Linked DNA regions of Homo sapiens: region 2 is linked to region 1. Evidence: chromatin loops called from intact Hi-C (ENCODE). Cell type or tissue: B cell. All regions are shown on one strand.

Region 1 (5,000 bases):
CAGGAAACTTACAATCATGGCAGAAGGGGAGGCAAATGTGTCCTTCTTCACATGGTGGCGAGAGAGAAGTGCCAAACAAAGGTGGAAAAACACTTGATAAAACCATCAGATCTTGTGAGAACTCACTTGCTATCATTAGAAGAGCATGAGAGAACCATCCCATAATCTAATCACCTCCCATGAGTTCCCTCCCCAACAGGTGGGGATTACAATTCAGATTACAATTCAAGATGGGATTTCAGTGGGGACACAGATCCAGACCATATCATTCTGCCCCTGGTCCCTCCCAAATCTCACCTTTCTCACATTTCAAAACACAATTATGCCAACAGTTCCCCAGCATAATAAAGTGCACAATAAATGTAATGTGCTTGAATCATGCTGAAACCATCACCTGCCGGCACTCCCCCTGCCCACCCCCTATGGTTTGTGGAAAAATTGTCTTCCACAAAACCAGTCCCTAGTGCCAAAAAGGTTGGGGGACTGCTGATCTATGGGACTATTGGGTTGGTTTCAGTGTGAGGTGCTGGTGACTGGCACCAGAGTGGGAGCAGTCAATACACCAGGGTATTATCATTGGTTGTCTCTGAGTGTTAAGATTATGGACTATTTTTCTGCTTCTTTGTGTATTTTTAGTCTTTGCACATGTTCTACAAAGAATAAATTACTTGTGTAATCATAGGAAATAAATACTACCTCTTACCCTCTCCCCTGCCCCAGTCTGGCATAATTGAAAAATGAACGCTTAGAGAAAGGAGGTCACCCAAGATCAGACTTCAGAATTCAAATTTAATAAGATCTACTTGTTATTCACGATAGAGTTTGTCAAACATTTTCACCAAATTTTAGCAACAAGTTTGAGTGCTGCAGGAGATAACGAGAAGTGAAAAGATGGTGAGGGAGACAAAACAAAACAAAATTGGCAAAGAAAAAGATGGCATTTTAAATAGCAACACGAACAGTCTGCCTAAGGACTAATCTACTGTGTGAGAAAATGATTTTTAATTGAAAAGTTCTTTTTGAGAAAGTTTTTTAAAAGTCTTATATAAAAATATGGAATATATAAGAATTTAACTAATACCTTGTGTTTAGGGTGCATTATAACTGTATAAGGAATTTTTACATGAAAATTTGGGAGAACAAGAGAGAACATCATGTAATAATGTGATTAAACTTGTTACTCAGCCATTTTACAAATTCTGGAATATAAAGGACAAGGTAGAGTATGTTCCAAGGCAGGCAGTGGCCACACACTGCTTGGCTTGTAGGCCCTATTAGGGATTTTGGTGTTTCTCCTAAAAACCAGTGGAAAACCACTGAAGTATTTTAAGCAAGAAGTAGCTTGATCAGGCTTGAGTTTCAAAAGGTTCACTTTTTTTTTTTTTTAAACAGGGGTCATATCAGAAAGATATGTTTGATGAAATTAACTACAGAATCAAGAAGTATATACTCAAAAATGCAAATACTACAATATATAAGACAATGTAAGTACATTTTCATTAAAAAATGAATTGTGTGAGTCCCAGAAGTTACAAGATTACACCGAGAAGAACGAGTGATCATAAAGTAAAAATATTCACGATTGAACTGACCACTTATGGAACTAACCCATGCTGTACTTTCTCCCACAACGTGGCCCTGGTTTCTGTTTCTATCGTCTCTGTTCCACCTCTGTCCATCTTATGTTATCTGTCTCTCATTGACTGTTGGTGGTTGACAATACCATGTGAACACAGAGTGAAATTACATCTCTTACAAAATATGAAGGATTTCATACAGACAATAAAGGTGATATTGGAGAACTGCTTCACCAATCATGGTCATTAACTGTGAGGATCTGTGAGACTTTAACCAGCACAGCATCACTGTGGCTGACTCAGCAATTTTTTTCCACTACCAATGATTAACCTAAGCAGATGATGGTAGTCCTGTTCCTTTTACCACTTATTTATTTCAGAATGAGTTAAGCAGGCATTAAAAGCGGACTATAACTGAGGGTCTCTTTTTAAGATTTTCAAGTTGGAAAATTCTGCTTTGATGCTAAGAGGCAGAATAAAACCCAGAAAGATTCATTCAATCTGACTTATTAATATTTGGAAGAGGTCAGTTTATTCTGCTCAGTTCAATTAAAATCAAATAACTTTAGTGGATAGGAATTATTCAAAAGTTTTTAATACTAGGATCTATTACTCTAGGCAAGCCATACCTAAGTAATCTATACAGTTAGGGGCAGGCTAATTTCAGGCAGCAGGAAACAGTCAGCTAAAATAGAGCAGAGACGGAGGAAAATACCACTTGGAGTGCCACTCACATGTTTAAGGGCAGACATGAAAAGGTAGGCAAGTGTTTCTCTTTCTTTTGGCAAGCATTTTATAGGAAAAATTCTACAAAGCTAGGAGACTACCTGGTAAAGCTAAGCCCATTTAGAAGGGGAGGGAAGGAAGAAAATAATGCAAAAAGTCAGAGTTCAGTATTGACAAGGGATCTTTTCATTGCATGTGATTGATGACTGACGGTTTGCCCCTGCTTTTTGATTCCTGTTTGCTGATTTCCCATTTTATTTACCCATAATCCACTCATTACTCTGATAAACCATGGAAGCAGTGGTCCACAAATCTGTGTTAGTTTCTCTGTTCTCTCTGCAGTCTTTTAGAGGTACCTGCTAACACAGCTTTAAAGATCCCCTGTAAGTCAAAATTAGCTATGCTTGGTGGCACATGCCCATAGTCCCAGCTACTTGGGAGGCTGAGGCAGGAGAATTGCTTGAACCCGAGAGGTGGAGGTTGCAGTAAGCAGAGATCACGCCTGGGTGACAGAGCAAGACTCCATCTCAAAAAAAAAAAAAAAAAAAGAAAAATCCCCTGTAAGTTAATGACTTCCACTTTCTATCTCTTGCCTTGAACGCCCATACTTCCTTCTCCCTACAGATAATCTACCTTGAAAGAATTTGCCACCATCTCACTAAACAGGTCAGTTTAATAAAATCATTGACTCCTAATAATCTTTGCCGCTGCGGTGTTCCTGGGCACTAGGCTGGTGCTTCTTAACTCTGGCTGCATGGTAGAAATGTGTGAGGAGTTTTTTTAAAAAAAGACTAATATCATCTCAGCTTGGAGAGACTAGAATTTGATTGGTCTGGGTCGGTTATTTGGTGATTTTTTTTTTTTTTTTTTTTTGACAGAGTCTCGCTCTGTCGCCCAGGCTGGAGTGCAGTGGTGCGATCTTGGCTCACTGCAAGCTCCACCTTCCCAGTTCACACCGTTCTCCTGCCTCAGCCTCCCAAGTGGCTGGGACTACAGGCGCCTGCCACCATGCCTGGCCAGTTTTTTTTTTTGTTTTGTTTTTTGTTTGTTTTTTTTTTTTTTTTGTATTTTTAGTAGAGACGGGTTTCACCGTGTTAGCCAGGATGGTCTCGATCTGATTTCGTGATCCGCCCGCCTCAGCCTCCCAGTGCTGGGGTTACTGGTGTGAGTCACCCCACCTGGTCTATTTGGTGATTTTATTGTGCAGCTAGGGTTAAGACAACCTAACTAAGCCCTGGGTTTTGGCTGCTCTTCTGCATGGTTTGTTCACTGTTCTCTGTGCATTTCTTCAGTCCTCTCTCCTTTGCCTGCACTCCACAACCACAAAGCAAGATGGCGACCCTCTTGCTCTCAACATTTGTGTAGAACCTTTTACAGAGTTGGGCTGTTTTTCTCCTATAGCTCTATTTAGTTGATACACAACAGGAAGTTGTCTTCAAGCATACTTTCTATCAAGGCATTATGCTATCCAGAATTCTGTATTGAATTCTGAATGTCTACTTTAAATAATTAAGATAACAGAACTCAAGGTTACCAACTCATTGACCTTTCCAGGTCCTTTTCCATTTCTCTTTAGAAATTGATCCGTTTTCTGTAGATTTCAAGTAGATTGATACTCTCCATCTCCTTTTCTTTTCTTTTCTTTTTTTTTTTTGAGACAGAGTCTCACTCTGTCTTTCAGGCTGGAGCGCAGTGGCACGATCTCGGCTCACCGCAACCTCTGCCTCCCAGGTTCAAGCAACTCTCCTGCCTCAGCCTCTCTAGTAGCTGGGATTTACAGGTGCCTGCCACCACACTGGTCTAATTTTTTTTGTTGTTGTTTTGTTTTTAGTAGAGATGGGGTTTCACCATGTTGGCCAGGCTGGCCTCGAACTCCTAACCTCAAGTGAACCACCCACCTTGGCCTCCCAAAGGGCTGGGATTACAGATGTGAGCCACTGTGCCTGGCTTCTCCATATTCTTTATATCATTTGTTCCTCCTGTCTTCAATCATCATCCTTTCTATTTTCCTTTCCTTATTGTTAACTTTTTATATTTTAGTTGCATTCTCCTTCACTAACATAATTTATTTCCAGTCACTCCTTAGATAATGCTACTCAATTCAGACAGTTCATTCTGTACTCACGTCTTCCTTTGTACTTTTTAATTGCTTATTTGTTGTTTTTGACATCTTAGTGGAATTTTTGAGCTACTCAAAAGTGAGTGCTGTTTTAACTACCTCTTATAACCAGTAAGTGTTCTGTATACATAAAGCACACAATAAATGGCTAATTAATATCCAGTTTTCTGTTGAACAAGTACAATACTTAAATCTTTTCTGCCTGAGCCAAGTCCGAGATATAACTCTCTTATCTACTATAGTGACTGGCCTGCATAGCCATCTGTCTAAACCCTGAGACTGAAATTCTTTAATGTGGAGATCTCTATCTGCAGACATGAATATGGCTTGATGATGATCAAAAATACTCCCCTCACTGAACACACAAGCCTTTGGTTGGCAGCCAAAGGCAATTATGTGTACAATCTGAAGCTATTTCTAATTCTGAGTTTCATGTCTTCAATGCTTTCTCCAAGAGCCACCCTATTTTCAAGGAATTAGCATCAGGGCAGCCATTGGCTGCCATAGATGTTTAGTGATCCATAGATCTTTTGCATAATTTGAAAATATGCATTTTCCGGCAGGGCGTGGTGGCTCAA
Region 2 (5,000 bases), 890 kb after region 1:
GTTGCCCTAGAACTTGGCCTCCTATTGCATAGAGAGGCTTATTTCTAAGAGAAATGTACCCACTGGGTCTTTCTTGGACAATTCATCATATATTATTATGCAAAGTAAAAGCTGGCAATAAAAAGCTTGGTTTTTAAAAAGGGAAAGAAAAACAGAGAATTGGATTAGTTTCAATTTGTTTTATTTAACTTGTATTCTGTTATTTCCAAGTTTCTGTTTGGAAAATATGAAATGCCAACATTTTATATAATGATGTCATTGCTATAAAAATCATTTTTAAAATTTTTCCTTTGAGGTTTAGTTTAGTTAGTTCTGCAATAAGCTGAATTGAGGCTCTTGAATCAGATCCCAAACAAAAAAGAAAGTAAATTGCCCACCATTTTAAATAAAAATTGAGTGTTTATTTTATTTTGTTTTTCAGTGCCATATTTGAAACTAGAAGCAGTTTGTTTAAACATGATCATTTATATTTGAAAAGTGCATTTCCCCCTAAGATAAGCATTCACATCAAAAGGAACATTACAAAGTTTCATAAACAATAAAGTCAATCAGTTAATTATTCTTGGACCAGTATATTGACTTCTGGTGAGTTTCTACTAATATACTTTTAAAAATAACTGGATTGTATTACTTGCTAAAATACCACTAAAGGAAAACCCTACCAGAAACCAAAAAAAAAAAAAAAAGCTAATGAAAAAATTGCAATTTTTTATTGTATAGTATGCATCATTTGGTAAGATTAAGAAGTACTGAAAGAGATCTTTTATGTCACATAAATACATATTAATTCAGTCTGAATTCATACTCTGTAGGCAGTTAATTCATGTAATCGTGAGAATAAGGAAGAAGTAAAAAGGTAGAGAGAAAAAACCTAAGAAAAGGGTTATTATGTTTTGGGAGTAAGGAATAGGGCCAGAGGGAATATAGATATTCCCAGGAATCTATTTCTTTCTTGCCTGAAAGTTCTGTCAAGAATGAAGAGCTCCTCACACTGTGCTTATATTTGAAACCCAGAGAATTACTGGAACCCAAGGATCAGGAGAGAATAAAGAGGGATTGAAATCTAGGGGTCATGCAAAGTAGAGAGATACAATCCTCAGGGGCAGAAACCAATTTCATGTTGTGACTACAAGTCATCACCATCATAGTAGTCAGAAAGACCTGGAAAGCAAGTGACTCATGCAATTATTTTCTCAGTGAAAACTTGGGTGCATGCACATGCCAGTTTTTGGGTTAAGTTCTAGGTATACAATGAAGAGAAGTAGTCCTTGCCTTCTAAGAGTGCATAATATAGTGGCAGAGACAGACAAGAAAACAGTCACTCACAACATAGGGACCTAAAGGGGATGTGTCTACAGTGCATGGGGATTGCAGAAGAGGGCCTCTTCCCAGCTTTCAGAAAACCCTGGGGGGCTGACCAAAGAAGGTAGGATATCCTGACTGAATTCTGAACGCTGAGTATAATTTAATTATTGAAAAGTGTGGAGGAGAGGGAGAAGCAGGGAACTGGGATCACAAGAGGAGTAAACAATCTATGTAAAAGACGCGGCAGGAAGAGAGCTTATTTCAGGTGAATTGACTGCAATAGCAGTTTATGCTTTAGGACAATAGGGTGCCAGTGGGGAGATTTTGAGTAGAAAAATAATATACATCATTTGAATTTCCCTGTCAAAATATAACCTCTGGATGCAGTGTACAGAGAATAGTCAAAGGGAGCAAAAACTGAAGGCAGAAAGATTAGAAGACTGTTGCGTTAATTCCTTTATTTCTATTTTTCAAAATTTAAGAACCTCAATCTGAGATTTCTCATCCATGCAGTGAGAACTTTCAATGAGCCATTTATATATACAACCTTTCTGCCAATCAGGAACTACTTTTAATGGTCTCAGTGTAGATATATATCTTATTCAGCTTGACTGCCATAACAAAATACCGTAGGCTGGGTGGCTTCAAGAATAGAAATTCATTTTCTCTCTGTTCTAAGGATAGAAGTTCAAGATCAAGGTGCTGATATAGTTGATTCCTGGTGAGGGCTTTCTTCCTGGCTTGCAGACACAGCTGCCTTCTGGCTATGTCCTCACATAAAGGAGGAAGACAGAGAAGGAGGAGAGAGGGAGGGAGGGAAAGAGGGAGAGAGAGAAGAGAGAAAAGAGAAATACCTCGTGTCTCTTTTTATGAAGGTGCTCATCTCATCATAAGAGCCCCATTCTCATGACCTTATCTAAACCTAACTAATATCTCCAAAGCCCCATCTCCAAATGCCATCACATTAAGGGGTTGGGTTTCAACATATGGATCGTGAAGCTGAGGGGAGCACACGTCAGGGCATAGCACTTCAGTTGATATATTAGTTATGTAATTAAAATCCAAAAGAGTAATCCTTTTCCAGAGGGGTTGCTAATAATCTAGTCCTTTCAATTATGTCATTTTGTAAATAAGGAGACCCTTGTCTTATTCTTAATCATCTTTAAATATTTTGGTGCTAGAAGATGGTCTCTTCAGATGGTCACTTATTGTTTCTTAGAGTGACAGAATATAGAATAATAATGTGCATAATAGTAAACTCCTCTGCAGTTTTGCAATGTGTTGAGCCCAAATAATATAAATATAGGGCCCTATGAAAACACACAAAAAAAGGGACACCAAAGCCCAGGCTGGAAATCAAAGAGATGTTGGTTCATGGGTTCAAAAATACAGTTAGATAGAAGGAATAAGTAAGTCCTAGTGTACAGTAGCACACTAGGGTGGCTACACTTAACAATAATTTGTTGTATATTTCAAAATAGCTGGAAGGGAAGATTTGAAATGTCCTCAACACAAAGACATGATAAGGGTTTGAGGTGATGGATATCCCAATTACCATGATTTGCTCATTACACATTTTTCACCTCAACTCCACTGAGTCATCTTTGACACCACGTCCTTTTTACAATTTCATCCAGGACAGTGCTTTATAAATTGTTTATGAAAAGCAACTCCCCATCCATTGGTAAGTTTTTGAACATCAAACTGGAAAAAAATGCATAGATAGTAACTTTCACCTTTTATTAATCTGTTAATCATCATCTATTTAATCAATAAACATTTTCTAAGCACCTAGCTGTATAAGGTACTTTCCAGATACCTGTGGGGGAGGAAAAGAGGATTTGCATGCCATAGTTAAGTGTCATTGTACACATTTTCATCATAACAGTTAAAGGTAAATTCTCTTTCCCTCTTCTGCATTAACAGCATAAGTCTGCATGGAGCTCATATTGACTATTTTCTTGTGAACTAGATAAGCTTCAGCTTGGTTGAGTAGATAACACCACCAAATAAATTCCCTTGGGGATTAAAATGTGTGTGGTGTCAGTGACCTAGCATAAACACAGGCAAATAATATCTGCAGACAAATGGTAAATTTGTATATTTGTTCTCTGAGGCATACTCTTTGAAAATTTCAAGAATAATCTATCTTAGGAATAGATGTTTCCCTTGAAAGAAAAATGGTACATCTCTGGCAAGTAATCAGAGGATACATGAGCATATTATACACACACACGTATATATCTACCACTTTTCATTTCTGAAACAGAAGAATTCTCAAAGGACCATCTTCTGAAACACTAAAATTCTCAAAAAGTTTCCCAGAACAGCGCATTACTATAACTTGACACCATGTTTTAGATATTACCCAATAAATGTTTGCAAGGTAGCAATAAACCTTTTTTCTAATAGCAGGCTTCATGCTGTGCTACCAGAGCGCAGAGGAAATGACTGAGCAGAAAGCTCATATACAGTATGCAAAGGCAGCATCAAAGACCTTCCAAGGCCAGTTCATTACAGTACCTCTGAGGAGGGTCAGAGCCTGCCCTGATTGCTTCCTCATTAGAGGTCACTTGCTTCAGTCCTGTCTAATAACCCCTAAATATGGAAGCACTCAGCAAGGCCACACTTGAGGTAGTCAGAGGTGTTTGGTATACTGGGTTGAGCAGCTGAAAGTTGGAATGCCTTGCAAGTCTACTTATAATAAAAGTGTCCCTTCCACCTATTTTTCTTGACAGTCCTACAGCTGCTGACATTAGCCAGCTCTGCATGTCCCCAGCTTCAAGTGCCAACTGCAACCCAATACGCTTGAGATTTGAGAATCCCATTTTCTTAAAAGTTTATAGAAGCATTCAGGCAGAAGTCCGCCTTTTAAAAAAGGAAATAAGTTATTATTATGCAAACAATTTTCTCTGCATTGGGGCCAAGAGCTTTTCAAGTTAACTGATTTTAATTCGCTAAATTTAATGTGACAGTTTGCCTCTTATTCGGGAAAGGGAAGCTTTGAAACTGAGACTGAAATTGGAGCTATCATGCTCAATTTTATGCTTAGAAAAACATATCGCACAGGTTTGAAGCAAGTTTATCTCTGTGGTTCAGGTGTGTATCTACTGAAGTCAAAGAACCTCACTGCTTTCATTAACTTTGGGCAGACTGTGTGTCACTAATCTGGTTAATAAGATTAGGACCTAAACACACTTGCATGGCTTTATTTTCTACTAGGCTCTAGTTACATTTATAAACATTTACAGTTTCTTTTTACTTAGAGATTGTACTCTTCAAAAATTGAGCTGAAACGAACATTCTGATATTTTTCTTAGATTCACAAGATGTGAAGAAGAAGGAAATACAATAAAAAACAATTTGTGTTTGTTTGTTTATCATGAAACCCTATGCTGAACCCAGATTTTGTAACCCATGCTTTTAGGGATTATGTCTTATTTGTACCTTGAAATTGGTACAATGTCAAGAACATAGCAGTTGTATAAATCTATATCATAAATAGAAAAAAAAACCCTGCATTTACTATTATGTGTCATTCCCTGACTTATGTGTTCTTCCTTTAAGTGAAATTCACCTTACAAGGTAAATTAGTGGGGAGTGTGTTCAGCTGCAAGTGGTATAAAATGAGAAGGATCTTAACTCAAAGAGTACCTCAAATATAACTGAATCTGGAGGCAGACAACTGTGAGCAT

What was found. Hi-C counts contacts between places; a loop is a spot of excess contacts. Peaks named below come from ENCODE experiments on the same cell type or tissue, not always from the same donor. Only the 100,000 strongest peaks of a DNase experiment are listed, where the experiment ranks them.
Region 2: a loop joins it to region 1, with 3 times the contacts of the local background. A loop is called at or near these places in 1 of 110 quality-filtered maps.

The regions. Positions count from the first base shown.
Region 1 is chr1:218,508,704-218,513,703 of GRCh38, forward strand. LINC02869 (long intergenic non-protein coding RNA 2869) reads left to right here and starts at 1,392. Exons shown (of 3, transcript NR_146760.1): 1 at 1,392-1,484. In B cell, no CTCF peak of the experiment used is centred here; a DNase peak (open chromatin) is centred at 2,968.
Region 2 is chr1:219,401,974-219,406,973 of GRCh38, forward strand. It overlaps a transcript of LYPLAL1 not described here. Among named protein-coding and RNA genes, the nearest start is that of LYPLAL1-AS1, 150 kb to the right of the region's middle. In B cell, no CTCF peak of the experiment used is centred here; no DNase peak of the experiment used is centred here.